2 separate regions of the Homo sapiens genome follow, and region 2 is linked to region 1. The links are chromatin loops, found by intact Hi-C in ENCODE. Cell type or tissue: K562. All regions are shown on one strand.

Region 1 (8,000 bases):
CTCCCTATTGCAAAAGTCATATTTCTAGATGGCAAATCTAATCATAAAACTCTTTTCCTCTAAACTTTAACTCCTTAATGCTTATGGAGTGATATATAAGTGCTTAACCTGACTAGAATAATAATGAAACCATCACAATAGGACATATGTCCTGTCTTCCAAAAGTTAAAACTATCCCGGATCACATGCACAAAGATAATCATTAATGAATGTAAAGAGTGTGCAAGAGTAAGAAGGATGGAGAGATAATAACCAATTCAACCTAGGGTAGTGGGAAATACTTCTAAAGAAAGAATGTGAAGGATGAGTATGTATTTGAAGGCTGGGTGTGAATGAGTTCAATGGATGATGAGTAAAGAATATCAAAGAGAGTAGAAACAGCTTTTGCAAACATACAGTTTGAGAAAACAAGGCAAATTACTGCAAGAAGGGTATGCATATATATATATACTACACCACGAAAATACAGCCCAACTCTGTAGAGAAATGGGATAGCCTCCCACCAAGTGAGAGTCCTGGTTGAGCACCTCAAAATAGGATGAACACCTGCTTTTCTGGCTTCTAAAATATATAGAAATGTGTCATGAATCAGCCCCCAACAAATTACGTACTCTATTGTCACTATTCCCTTAAGATTCTTCTCAAATATTGTTCCTACAGGAAGCCTTTCTAGCCACCCATCCAAATTGAGCTAGATGCCTTTCTTCATGTTCTCTGTGAATTCCTCCAGCATAGCAATGTCTGTCTGGCATTCACATGATTAGTGTATGTGCCTTTCTCCCTTTTCTAGACTCCTTGATGGTCACATTTATTTTTATATTCCTCGTGTTTATTACAGTGTCAAACGTTTAGGGAGCACTCAAAAAATAATACATATCCAAAAAATAATAAAATGATAACTGTCATTTAATGTCTTCCATGTGTCAGGTAAGTGTTTACTCAAATTTGGGGGATCCAGGAACTACTTACTGGAAGTTCTAACTATATGAAATTGTTTGAATGGTTATTATCATCATTCTCAGTATCACGGTGTCATGAAGAAATCTTTTTAACCCAGCTGTTATTTTTAAAACTCGTAGGAGCAACTTTCCTCTTGACATCTAGTGTTCTCAATGTGGAAAAGACAGTCTTATACTCATATGCTTTCCATTAACTTACACAGCACTGAAAAGATGCATAGCCAGTGACTGTTACCTGATTGTATCCACAAGTCTCACTATTTCCTTTAATCATAAATTAAGATCGAAAGATGTATTATTAATCAACTATTCTCCTTTAAAAAATAAGGTGAAATAGAGCTTGGGCTTAACCTCCTTTAGCAGAGTAACACCCATTCTTTCTGCAAACATAGTGAGTATCCTGGAATTATGAGCCCCAACATACCTTTGCCAGGCTATATTGAAGTTCATGAGATCATCAGCAACTAAACAAAACATATTTTCTCCTATAATGTGGGATTTCAGTGATGAACAAAACAAAAGGCCATTGTGCACTTTTCCCTCAAATATATGCAGCACATATTATAAATGCTGATTCCCAATTTGCATACCAGTAGGTCTATCCAATCATAAAAATGAAATATCTGCTCTATTGTATGTGTGATAGTAATTACCCATTGTGGGACATTGATCTAATTAATGGGATTTTTGCATTAGTCATCTTACCCTGCATAATAAATTACTACAAAACTCAGTGGTTTAAAACAAGAATTTATTAGTTCGTGGTTTCTGTGGGTCATGAATGATCTAGGTGGTTCTGGCTCAAAGTCTCCTGGGAGATTACAGTTAAGCTGTCAGCCAGGGCTACAGTCATTTGAAGGTTTGATTAAGGCTGGAGGATTTGCTTCCAGGATTACTCACTAGTCAGTCCTTCATCAGATTGCCAGTACAATAGAAACTAATTTCCGGAGAGGAGGTGGATGGAGGGAAACAAGAAAGGAGAGGAGAGGAAAGGAAAGGAGAGCAGAGGAGAGGAGAAGTGAGGAGATGAGAGGAGAGGAGAGGAGAGCAGAGGAGAGGAGAGGAAAGAGAAGGAGAGGAAGTATTCCTGTAAAGGAACACCAAAGCAAATGACAGCAGATTTCTCATATGAAACCATAGAGGTCACAAAAAAATTTGGTGAACGATTTCTCAAGTACTTAGAGAAAACACTGTTAACTCTGAATCCTGCACCTGACAAAGCTATCTTTCAAGGACAAAGGAGAAACAAAGACATCCTCAGATTAAGGGAAATCAAGAGAATTTGTTTCTAGTAGACCTACACTTAAAGAGCTTACAAACTCTCCAAACAGAGCAAAAATGGTAACAGGAGAAGGCTGGGGCCTTCAGACAGAAAAGAAGGGCAACTGAAGGAGAAAAAACAGCAGCAAATATAATAGACCATCTTTCACTTCATGAGGTTCATTAATCATATTTCATAGTTGATGTAAAACTTCTAATACCATCTGATGTGATGCTCAATATATGTAAAGGAAATATTTAAGACAATTATATCTAGAAGCAGAAGAAGCTAAAGAGACCTGAAATGGAAATAGGGTTTCTAAACTTAGGTTACCACTAACAGTGGTAAAACAGCAACACCCGTAGGCTAAGGTAAGTTATGTATATACACAGAAATACCTAGAGCAACCACTAAGAAAACTACACAAAGTGATATAATCAAAGATGTTATAAATAAATACAAATGAAACTCTTAAAAAATGTGTAAGTTACCCAAAGGAAGCCAAGAAATGAAGAAAAACAAGAAACAGAGGGAATGGACAGAAAACAAATAATAAAATGTCAGACTTACACAAACTGAAAGAGATTGGCAAAGTAGATTTTTAAAACTCAATCCAGCTATATACTGTCTACATGAAACTCACTTCAAACATGACATAGGTTGGATGAAAGTAAAAGGATGGGGAAAGATATATCATGCATAATCAATAAAAGCAGAAATGACTATACTACTATCAGATAAAGTAGACCCAGACATAATGACATTATTAGGGACAAAAAGGAATATAGCAAAATGATATTATGCACCTACCATATTTGAAATCTTAAGTGGTGCTGATAAAGACCACAGTTGTAAATACATAACCTCAAAAAATGTGACGAAGTCATTTTTCATGTCCTCAATGATGCAGTTCAGATAGAGTACAACGTTTACTCTCCTCATTATAGTCTATTTTTATCAAAAGACATTATGTGCACGTGACTTACTAAGGTGGAATGAATTAATATTTACATGTATTTATAATTTATAATGCAAAATGTAATTTCTAAAAGCTCTATTGAAAGTAATAATCAAGAGGGTCTAGGGAGTAGATAGAGGGGTAGATGAAATAAGAATGGCAGAATGCAATCTTCCAAGGAAGATACTTTTCAAGACCCCTAGTGGATACCTGAAACCACAGATAGTTTATATAGATAAACCCTATGTATACAATGCATGAAATTCTTTTTACTTCTTCACAGTTTCACAGATAAGAGATTCTTTCTTACCATAGGTGTTAGCAACCTCAACATACAATTTTTTTCTTTCCTTATTAAGCTGAGAACTTCCACGTTTTCACTTAAAAGAAGCACTTTACAGCTTCCATTTGCATAATTAGATTTCCAGCATCACTATTTTTGCATGCTTTGGGGCCATTATTAAGTAAAATAAGGATTCCTTGAATACAAGCCCTGCAATACCACAATAGTTGATCTGATAAGCCGGATGGCTATGAAGTGACTAACAGGCGGGTAGCATGGACAGCATAGACACACTGGACAAAGGGATGATTAATGTCCTGGGTGGGATGGTGAAATATTTCATCATGCTACTCAGAGCAGTGGAAATTTAAAACTTATGAATTGTTTATTTGTGCAATTTTTCATTTAATATTTTCAGGCCATGGTTGACCACTGGTAACTGAAACTACAGAAAGTTTAGATAAAAGAGGACAACTGTTTTGGGGTTCAGTAAAGAGATGACATGATTTGATTCATGTTTTAACATTATCACTGCAGCCACTTGCTGAGAGCACATTGGAAGGGCTGTGATGGGAAGAAGCAGGGAAACCAGCCAAGAGGCTATTGCAATAAGGATAATGATGCCTCCAGCCTGGAAGGTTGCAGGAATGCTAAGAAGGGGTCAGACTGTGAGAATACTCTGAAAGCAGATGTGATAGAATTTGCTAACAGAGCAGGTGTGTGGTAAGCAAGAAAGAGCAAAGTCAAGAACAATCTCAATTGTCTTTTGACTTGAGGCACTGGAAAAATAGAGTTGCCCTATACTAAAATGGGGAAGACCATGAGAGGAGCAGATTTGGGGGAAAACATTTAGAAGTTCAATTTGGAACTTATAAGTTTCACATATCTGTTATACTTCAAAGTAAAGATGAGTAGCAGCTAGACACTGATGTTAAAGGGAGAGGTCGAGGCTGGGACTGTAAGTTTGGGAATTGCTAGTGTAAAGGTGCCACTTAAAGTCATGAGCTTGGATTAGCTCACCTAGGCAATGACTGTACATAGAAAAGTGAAGAGGACCCTGGGGCTCTCAAATGCTTAGTAAGCAGAAGGTTGAGGAGGAAGCAGGGGTTACAACTGAGGGTGAGGATTGGGAACGAAAGATTTGAAGAGAAAAGAGATGGTACAAAATGATCATCTAGAAGAGTGAGAGAGTAAATAGTATAGGGAAATATGGACTATTATTGGGGAGCATAATACTTAAGATGAGTAATCATAAATTTAAAGTCAGACACTCAGCATGGTGGTACATTTTTTCCCAATTATGTTGGGCTGTGAAGGAGCAGAATTATATAGACTTGTGGTTAAAGCAAACAAGCAACAAGGGAGCTAAGCCTAAAGAAAAGGAAGCAAAAAGCAAAAACTATTAGAAATACAACAGTAGCAGGGAGATTTCCCAACCAGATGTGAATGCATATTATAAAGCTATAGTACATTTTTTAATGAGGTGGCACTAGAGTCATAATCTGACCAATGCAGTAGAACCAAATTTTCAGAAATACATACCAATGGAGTAGAACTGAATCTTTGGAAATATATATGAGAGTACTTTTGAAAGTTCATGAGAAAATGGAATAAAAATATAAAATATAAACTTTATTTCTCAACGTAAGCTGCATCGAGTTTAAGCCACTTTTGTAAGTGATGATACCAACTATTTAGTCCATCCTTAAAGAACTGAGATTCTAAAAATTTTCTACCATTCTGTAGGTTGCCTGTTCACTCTGATGCTAGTTTCTTTTGCTGTGCAGAAGCTCTTTAGTTTAATTAGATCCCATTTGTTTATTTTGGCTTTTGTTGCCATTGCTTTTGGTGTTTTAGTCATGAAGTCATTCTTGCCCATGCCTATGTCCTGAATGGTATTGCCTAGGTTTTCTTCTAGGGTTTTTATGGTTTTAGGTCTAACATTTAAGTCTTTAATCCATCTTGAAAGAATTTTTGTACAAGGTGAAATGAAGGGATCCCGTTTCAGCTTTCTACATATGGCTAGGCAGTTTTCCCAGTACCATTTATTAAATAGGGGATCCTTTCCCCATTTCTTGTTTTTGTCAGGTTTGTCAAAGATCAGCTGACAAAGGGCTAATATCCAGAATCTACAAAGAACTTAAACAAATTTACAAGAAAAAATCAAACAACCCCATCAAAAAGTAGGCAAAGGATATAAACAGACACTTCTCAAACGAAGACATTTATGCAGCCAACAGACACATGAAAAAATGCTCATCATCACTGGCCATCAGAGAAATGCAAATCAAAACCACAATGAGATACCATCTCACACCAGTTAGAATGGCGATCATTAAAAAGACAGGAAACAACAGGTGCTGGAGAGGATGTGGAGAATTAGGAATGCTCTTACACTGTTGGTGGGAGTGTAAACTAGTTCAACCATTGTGGAAGACAGTGTGGCGATTCCTCAAGGATCTAGAACTAGAAATACCAGTTGACCCAGCCATCCCATTACTGGGTATATACCCAAAGGATTATAAATCATGCTACTATAAAGACACATGCACACATATGTTTATTGCGGCACTATTCGCAATAGCAAAGACTTGGAACCTACCCAAATGTCCATCAATGGTGGACTGGATTAAGAAAATGTGGCACATACACACCATGGAATACCATGCATCCATAAAATGTATGAGTTCATGTCCTTTGTAGGAGCACAGATGAAGCTGGAAACCATCATTCTGAGCAAACTATCACAAGGACAGAAAACCAAACACCAAATATTCTCACTCATAGGTGGGAATTGAACAATGAGAACACTTGGACACAGGGTGGGGAACATCACACACTGGGGCCTGTCGTGGGGTGGTGGGGGGTGCAGAGAGCATTAGGAGAAATACCTAATGTAAATGACAAGTTAATGGGTGCAGCACACCAACATGGCACATGTATATGTATGTAACAAATCTGCATGCTGTGCACATGTACCCTAGAACTTAAAGTATAATAATAAAAAAAACAGATTCTGAGAATTTAACCATGTCAATGTAGTCTTTTTTTACATTATTAGCTGGAAAAAATTGCATGCCCATTAGAGATTTTTTTTAAGATTAGGAAACAAAAAGAAGTCAGAAGGAGCCAAATCAGGACTGCAAGATGGATACCTAATCGTTTCCCATCGAAATTCATGAAATTGTCCTTGTTTGATGAGAGGAAGGAACAGGAACATTGTCATGGTGAAAAAGGACTCTCTAGTGAAGCTTTCCTGTTTGTTTTTCTGTTCAAGTTTTGGCTACTTTCTCAAAACATTCTTGTAATAAGCAGATGTTATTGTTCTTTGGCCTTCCAGAAAGTCAACAAGCAAAATACCCTGAGTGTTCCCCAAAAATGTTGCCACGACCTTTGCTCTTGCCCTGTCTGCAAACTGGACCACTTCCACTTCTCGAAAGCCATTGCTTTGATCGGGCTTTGTCTTCAGGGTCCCACTGGTAAAACTGTGTTTCATCTCCTATTACAGTGCTTCAAAGAAATGTCTCAAGGTCTTGATCTCATTCATTTAAAATTCCCATTGAAAGCTCTGCTCTTTTCTGCAGCTGATTTGGGAACAATTATTTTGGAACCCATTGAGTGAGAAGTTGCTCAGCTTTAATTTTCAGTCAGAACTGTGTAAGCGGAATCAGTTAAGACATATGTGAGGCTATTATTTCTTCTGTGAATCATCAGTCTTCCTCAATTAGGGCACAAACAAAATGAATTTTTTCCTTGCAAATTGATGTGGATGGTCTGCCACGGTGGGCTTCATATTCAATATCATCTTGTCCTTTCTTAAAATAAGTTATCCATTTGTAAACTACTGATTTCTTTGGGGCATTGTCTCTATAAATTTATCACAAAGGATTGATGGTTTCACCATTCTTCCAATCAAGCTTCACCATAAATTTGATGTTTGTTCTTGCTTCAATTTTAGCAGAATTCGTGTTGCTCCTGATACGGACTTTCTTCAAACTGATGTCTTATTCTTCCTAGTGCCTCAAGCTAGATCTTGTTCAGATATTTTATCACAAGTTATTATAAGTTTATTGTGGTGCAAAAAATTTTTGAAATAGTTTTCTTTATATTCTACATTTTCTATGAACTTTTCAAAGACCCTTTTTATAAGAATTTAGTATAATACAAGTGGCATTTCTAATCAATGAGGATGGCTATTTGATAAGTGTTATTGAGATAATAGTTAACCAGTTGGGAAAAAAATGTAGATGATTAGATCGTCATTAAGCACCGTACACCAAAATAAATTTCAGAGGAATTACACATTTAAATATTTAAAATTAGACCATAATAGCCATGGAAGAAAATATTCATAACTATGTACATAATCCTAGGATGAAGATAGACTTTCATCTGTAATATATTCACATGAAAAAGATCAAGATTCAAAGTAATATTAGCATTTTGAATTTTTGGATGTATGTGCATAGAATATAGCAAACTATTAAAAGGAAGTGTGGCTGGATGTTTGGATTATGGATAATTGTATTTGCTTCATTA
Region 2 (8,000 bases), 61 kb after region 1:
CATGAGTGAACTCCCATTCACAATTGCTTCAAAGAGGATAAAATACCTAGGAATCCAACTTACAAGGGATGTGAAGGACCTCTTCAAGGAGAACTACAAACCACTGCTCAATGAAATAAAAGAGGACACAAACAAATGGAAGAACATTCCATACTCATGGGTAGGAAGAATCAGTATCGTGAAAATGGCCATACTGCCCAAGGTAATTTATAGAATCAATGCCATCCCCATCAAGCTACCAATGACTTTCTTCACAGAATTGAAAAAACTACTTTAAAGTTCATATGGAACCAAAAAAGAGCCTGCATTGCCAAGTCAATCCTAAGCCAAAAGAACAAAGCTGGAGGCATCATGCTACCTGACTTCAAACTATACTACAAGGCTATAGTAACCAAAACAGCATAGTACTGGTACCAAAACAGAGATATAGACCAATGGAACAGAACAGAGCCCTCAGAAATAACGCCGCATATCTACAACTATCTGATATTTGACAAACCTGACAAAAACAAGCAATGGGGAAAGGATTCCCTATTTAATAAATGGTGCTGGGAAAACTGGAAAGCTGAAACTGGATCCCTTCCTTACACCTTATACAAAAATTAATTCAAGATGGATTAAAGACTTAAATGTTAGACCTAAAACCATAAAAACCCTAGAAGAAAACCTAGGCAATACCATTCAGGACATAGGCATGGGCAAGGACTTCATGTCTAAAACACCAAAAGCAATGGCAACAAAAGCCAAAATTGACAAATGGGATCTAATTAAACTAAAGAGCTTCTGCACAGCAAAAGAAACTACCATCAGAGTGAACAGGCAACCTACAGAATGGGAGAAAATTTTCGCAACCTACTCATCTGACAAAGGGCTAATATCCAGAATCTACAATGAACTCAAACAAATTTACAAGAAAAAAACAAACAACCCCATCAAAAAGTGGGCAAAGGATATGAACAGACACTTTTCAAAAGAAGACATTTATGCAGCCAAAAAACACATGAAAAAATGCCCATCATCACTGGCCATCAGAGAAATGCAAATCAAAACCACTATGAGATACCATCTCACACCAGTTAGAATGGCGATCATTAAAAAGTCAGGGAACAACAGGTGCTGGAGAGGATGTGGAGAAATAGGAACACTTTCACATTGTTGGTGGGACTGTAAACTAGTTCAACCATTGTGGAAGTCAGTGTGGCGATTCCTCAGGGATCTAGAACTAGAAATACCATTTCACCCAGCAATCCCATTACTGGGTATATACCCAAAGGATTATAAATCATGCTGCTATAAAGACACATGCACATGTATGGTTATTGCGGCACTATTCACAATAGCAAAGACTTGGAACCAACCCAAATGTCCAACAATGATAGACTGGATTAAGAAAATATGGCACATATACACCATGGAATACTATGCAGCCATAAAAAATGATGAGTTCATGTCCTTTGTAGGGACATGGGTGAAGCTGAAAACCATCATTCTCAGCAAACTATTGCAAAGACAAAAAACCAAACACCGCATGTTCTCACTCATAGGTGGGAATTGAACAATAAGAACACATGGACACAGGAAGGGGAACATCACACACTGGGGACTGTTGTGGGGTCGGGGGAGGGGGGAGGGATAGCATTAGGAGATATAGGTAATGCTAAATGACGAGTTAATGGGTGCAGCACACTAACATGGCACATGTATACATATGTAACAAACCTGCACGTTGTGCACATGTACCCTAAAACTTAAAGTATAATAATAATAAAATAAAAAAATACAAAGTTTATCTTCGTAATAAAAAAAAAAGTTTACCCCCCCCCAAAAAAAAAACCCTAGATGATGGGTTGATAGGTGCAGCAAACCACCATGGCACATGTATACCTATGTAACAAACCTGCACATTCTGCACATGCATCCCAGAACTTAAAGTAAAATTTTAAAAAAATAAAAATAAATAAAACTGCTAGACGAAAACGTAGATTTATTTTGCCATGACTTTGGATTTGTCCATTTTTCTCTGTGTTATGACACCAAAAGCCCAAACAACTAAAGAAAAAAAATAGATAAATTGAACCTCAATTTAAATCAAATTAGAAACTTTTGTGCTTCAGAAAAAAAAAATGTTTTGTACCTTAAAAATGTCTTGTGCCCTTTGGCCCAGTAATTCCACCACACGTGGAAAGCCATTTTAAGTAAGGATTATGAAATACTATTGAAAATTGCCTTCTATGTAAATATGTTCACTGCAGCATTTTTGTAACATTAAAATATTGGAAAGCAACACAAGTTCCCAATAACAGGTAAACAATTATAGAAAGTATAGGGTATCTACTAAATAAACTATTATGCATCTTTTTAAAATTATGCCTGAAAGAACAACAAAACTGCTTATGTTGTAATATTAAAGTACAGCTGTCCCTAGGTATCCTTTGGGGATTTGTTCCAGGACCTCCCACTGATACCAGAATTCACACATGCTCAAGTCCTTTATATAAAATGACATTGTATTTGCATATAACGTATGCACATCCTCTCATATACTTTAAATCATGTCTAGATTACCTATACTACCTAATACAATGGAAATTTTATGTAAATACTTGTTATGCTGTATTGTCTAGGGAATGATGACAAGGAAAAATAGCCTGTACATGTTCAGTGCAGATGCAATTTTTTAAAATACTTTTTATCTGCAGTTGGTTGAATCAACAGATGCAAAGCCCATGGTTAAGGAGGGCCAACTACAAAAGGAGAGTGAAAACAGAGAATGTACTGCGGCTATATAAAATACCAAAAAAAAGAAAAGCAATGCAAAATTAGATATAGTTGTCTATTAGAGCAGGGTTTTAGGGGATTTTTTTCACCTCATATACAAGTGGAAAACAAATTTAACAACTGTAACAAACTTCATGTAATATGAGCACCTTCTTCAGTTCAATAGGCAATTATTGAGACCCAATAAATATTAGGCCGTAGGATAGGTTCTGTTATCTGTAAACAGCCTTCTGTGTTGCTACTAAGAAATTTCAAGAAGAAATATGGTTTTTTTTAACCATGAGACATTTGAGTCTCAACCACAAAAAAAGAAAAAAAAAATGCAGGAACATTTTACTGAGATATACCAGACTCAACAATTTAGTTATGCACTTCCTTAAAAATGCCAGTGTCATCACCTGTGGTCTAGACATTTTTCCCAAAATAAGCATAATCAGTGATGCATAAACTCTACCCTTTCTTCGGTCATATTTGTGTAATGTAAACAGATCAGCTCCTGTCCATAGGATTTGTTCAGGCCATAGGGGAGTAACACTGGTACTTTCAAAAATAAAACCACAAATTAAAAACACAAAAAATAAATAAGTCCAATTTGGAGAAAAATAGGGAACTCCTCAAATAGCAACCCACTTTGTTGGCCAGAAATGTTCATAACTGTTCAAAAGCAATTCAACATACTCAAAAATAATGATTACCATTCATGTTAATTAATATTGGTATTAATAATGCTTTCACTAATTTTTATTATTTTTTATATCACATCACAATTTTAATACTAAATATTAATTGACAATATTAATGGTATATTATATATTGTTATATATGTTTTGTTAATAAATTATTAATATTAATACTAAGTTAATATTAATATGGTTGCACATAATTTTTTCATTAGTCTTCACAAAATAATTAATACCTAATTTTATAAGTGATAAAACTGAGGTTCAAAGAGGCTACATAATTTGCAAAATGTCCAGCATCTGGAAAAGGTCAAAGCATTTTCTAACAGAAAAAGCAGATGTTGCCAACTTGCTTAGTCATATCCTGTGCTTCAGCACTCTGCCTCCCTGAAAAACTGAAGCTCCTGAAATACAGTAGAGCACAAAGTAGGTCCTAACTGGATATTAATAATTATAATTATGACTAGCAATGTGGTTCCAAAATTATAAATTTTAAATCTGATATCTAAGCATAGTGAAAGTGCATTGCAAAGGAGAAGAAATATAGATAGAAAAAATGTATTTTAATCTAGTTAAAATGTCAAACTTCAGTATATTCTTACCCCTATTTAGCAAATTTTACTTCTTTACCTTCAGATGCCAATTTAAAATAATATGCTTCTTTCTTCTTTTCTTTTCTTATCTTTTTTTTTTTTTTTTGAGACAGAGTTTCGCTCTTGTTGCCCAGGCTGGAGTGCAATGGCGCGATCTCGGCTCACTGCAACCTCCACCTCCCAGGTTCAAGCAATTCTCCTGCTGCAGCCTCCTGAGTAGCTGGGATTACAGGCGCCCACCACCATGCCAGGCTAATTTTTGTATTTTTAGTGGAGACGGGGTTTCACCATGTTGGCCAGGCTGATCTCGAACTCCTGACCTCAGGTGATCCACCCGCCTTGGCCTCCCAAAGTGCTAGGATTACAGGCATCGGCCACTGCACCCAGCCTTCTTTCCTCTTTTCAAAACCCAGAAAGTAAAAGATGTATAGTCTCAGAATGTTGTGCCTTTCGAATTCGTATTTCAGTACTTCCAGTTTTCTGATCGAGTCTCAGTAACAATTACTGCAAACTTCTGTTTTTAAAAGCAGTATTGTATTTTGGTTTTCTTGGAAAACACCACTGGGAAGGTACATACACACTGTTATCACAATGACGCATCTTCAAGAGGAAGTGAACACATTTAATTAGGACATGAAAGATTTGGAAACCTTAGTAGTCAAAAATAAAACTAGACACTTCAGAAAGGAAATCTAAACTACTTTCCTTTCAAAAGGACTAAATGAAAGTTCATCAAAATAAAGTTAAGAGCCAACACATGAAAAGAGCAAAGTGATTAATGGTGTCCCTTCATCAAAACTTTTGGAATTTAACAAAGATTTTTGTTCTTCAACTCAAAATTGGCATCTCCTTCAGGGGGCAAGTTACTATCACTTTTACTTACTTATCTCTAGGAGCCTTAAGATAAAGAGAAAAAGTTTGCAGTCAGAAGACATGAGTTCTATTTCTTTTCCTGCAACTTGTCCAGCTGTGTAAAATAGAGAAAAGAACAGATTTCTGCCTGATTTACAGAGCTATAATGCCTCTCAGACATGATAACATAGGTGAAACTTCTTTGCAAATAACAAAGCTCAAGATCAGTGGTTCTCAAATGCTTTTGTTCCCAGGACATATTGGCCAATATCTGGAGACATTTTTGGTTGTCATATCTCAGAGTGCAGGTGCTACTTGGCATCTAGTAAGTGGTCCAGGCCAGGGGTGCTGCCAAACATCCTACAATGTACAGGACAGCTTCTTACAACAAAAAAATTACCCAGCCCAAATGCCAATAGTGATAAGGTTAAGAAACCCTGCCTCAGACAAATGTAAGCTACTCCCAGCTTCTCAAGCAATGTCTGGGGCCTAGGGACATCTCCTAGGTATGCCTGAATGACTGTAATCCTGAGCAGACGTTCACTGTCCTCTGATCCAGCTGCTCTCACTCAGCAAGAGTGAGGAAGCAAAGTAGTCCTTCCCTTTCTGTCATGGCCCACAGCCCGAGGAGTGAGTTGCTGCACAAGGGCTGAGGGGAAGACTAACAAACCCTTGTCTGACTCAAACTTACTAACACTCACTTTCCCTAGCTGCCTTCCAGGGAAACCAGCTGGTTGAAAACATACTCTCCAAATGGATTGAACATGTAGCTACTCAGGAGGCTGAGGCAGGAGAATTGCTTGAACCCAGGAGGCGGAGGATGCAGTGAGCTGAGACTGTGCCATTGCACTCCAGCCTGGGTGATAGAGCAAGACTCTGTCTCAAAATAAATAAATTAATTAATTAAATAAAATAAACATCTGTTGGGCCAGGTGCGGTGGCTCATGCCTGTAATCCCAGCACTTTGGGAGGCCAAGGCGGGTGGATCACGAGGTCAGGAGTTCAAGACTTGCCTGACCAATATGGTGAAATCCCATCTCTACTAAAAATACAAAAAATTAACCATGCGTGGTGGCACGCACCTGCAGTCCCAGCTACTCAGGAGGCTGAGGCAGGAGAATCACTTGAACCCGGGAGGCAGTAAGCCAAGATCAGGCCACTGCACTCCAGCCTGGGTGACAGAGCAAGACTCCATCTCAAAAAAATAAATAAATACATAAATAAACATTTGTTGCACATCCACCTGCTTTCCATTGAGGAGGATATAGAAAATATACATCTCCTGTTTAGTAAATAAAATCTCTGCCATCACCATATACAAGTTTAGAATTTAGTAAATGACACAACACAAACAACCAGTAAAGAATCCCAGACAATTCTGTTCATTCAAAATTACATGCGATATCACGCAGTGGCCAGGATAAAGACATGGATCAGAAGAAATGGAAAGGCCTTCAGGACACAAGGGGCAACAAAGGAAGGGTGGCTAGGATAGGTGTAGTTAACTGTATGTTTCAATATGACTTGACACAGGGTACACAGGCATTTTGGCAAGCCTTATTCTGGGTGTGTCTGTGAGGGTGTTTCTGGATGAATTAACACTTGAGTTAGTAATCTGAATAAAGCAAATTGCCCTCCCTAATGTGGACGGGCCCCATCCAATCAGCTGAAGGCCTGAAAAAAAAACATAAAAGCTGACCCTCTTGCAAGTCAGAAGGAATTCCTCCTACCTGCTGCCTTCACGTTGAGACATCGGTTTTTCCTGTTTCCAGACTCTGCTATAGACTGAATGTTGGTATCCCCCAAAACTCATATGCTGAAGCCCTAGCCCATAATGTGATGGTCTTTGGAGGTGGGGCCTTTGAGAGGTTATTAAATGAGATCATGAGGATGGGGCCCCCGTGATGGGAATAGAACACTATTCCCATCATAAGAGGAGATAAGAAGAGGAGAAACCAGAACCCCTCTCCCTCCAACTCCTGAGGACACAGCCAGAAGGCAGCTACCTACAAGCCAAAAAGAGGGCTCTCAGCAGAACTCTACCATTCAGGAACCCTGTTCTCAGACTTTCAGCCACCAGAACAGTGAGAAAAAATTTCTGTTGTCTAAACCACACAGTCTATGGTATTTTGTTATGACAGCATGCGCTGACTAAGATAGACTCAAACTGAAACACAGGCTTTTCCTGTGTCTTAAGTCTGCTGGCCACTGGACTCCAGCTACATCAGCTCTCCTGGTTTTCTGACCTTCAGACTCATATTGGAACTATATCAGCAGGGTTCAGGGTTCTCCAGGGTTTCAGGGTTCTCCAGGGTCTTCAGCTTGCTAACTCACCCACCTTCCAGATCTTGAGACTTGTCAGCCTCCATAATCATGTGAGCAAAATTTCTATTAATTAATTAATTAATTAATCCTACTAGTTCTGTTTCTCTGGTGAACCCTGAGAAATGAATTCTGGTACTAAGATTGGTTCTAAGGAAACAGAATGCTAAGGATTCGTGTTCTTAATTGGTTGTGGGTTTCTAGAATTGGCTCTCTAATCTGATTATATTTAAAGATGCTAGTGTCTATTTTTAGTGGTAAACAGAGGACTGATAGTCCATAGCATAATCTGGCAATAGGGAGACACAAAATATCTGCATTAAATACTCCCAAATAACCACTTATAAGAAGCAAGGATCTAAGTGACTACATATTTCAGGTATCGTTCTCAAATTAAAGAATATAATGACATTCGCCACTTGATCCTGTCAAGGTAAAAGAAAATGATGAGCCTAAGTTCTCTGCTTAAACTGTGCAAATAATGTGAAAGCTTCTATATTTGCCCTAACAGAGTTTCCTTATGTTCTGTAGCCACAGGGTTGAGATTGATTAAAATTAAACATAGAATCTCATCCTGCAACTGGCTGAATTACAACACAAGTTGAACTTTCAGGCCTATAGGCTGTCTACTGTTAAAATGATTAGGAAGTAGTGAAATTCTGAAAGTTGGAATGGGGATGTGTGAGAAGACCCTGATGAAGCTGGGGACACTAGGCCCCTAAACTGATGAGTCTTCTTTGCCGGTGGAAGAGGTATGTCCACCGCAGTATGAGAG

The links. Hi-C counts contacts between places; a loop is a spot of excess contacts. Peaks named below come from ENCODE experiments on the same cell type or tissue, not always from the same donor. Only the 100,000 strongest peaks of a DNase experiment are listed, where the experiment ranks them.
Region 2: a loop joins it to region 1, with 2.9 times the contacts of the local background. A loop is called at or near these places in 2 of 110 quality-filtered maps.

Annotation. Positions count from the first base shown.
Region 1 is chr1:173,265,884-173,273,883 of GRCh38, forward strand. The region is part of intron 2 of LOC100506023 (a long non-coding RNA gene); the gene reads right to left. It also overlaps a transcript of TNFSF4 not described here. Among named protein-coding and RNA genes, the nearest start is that of TNFSF4, 63 kb to the left of the region's middle. In K562, no CTCF peak of the experiment used is centred here; a DNase peak (open chromatin) is centred at 3,728.
Region 2 is chr1:173,326,745-173,334,744 of GRCh38, forward strand. All of the region lies in intron 2 of LOC100506023 (a long non-coding RNA gene), which reads right to left. It also overlaps a transcript of TNFSF4 not described here. Among named protein-coding and RNA genes, the nearest start is that of TNFSF4, 120 kb to the left of the region's middle. RefSeq lists an enhancer at 7,168-7,267. In K562, no CTCF peak of the experiment used is centred here; a DNase peak (open chromatin) is centred at 3,837.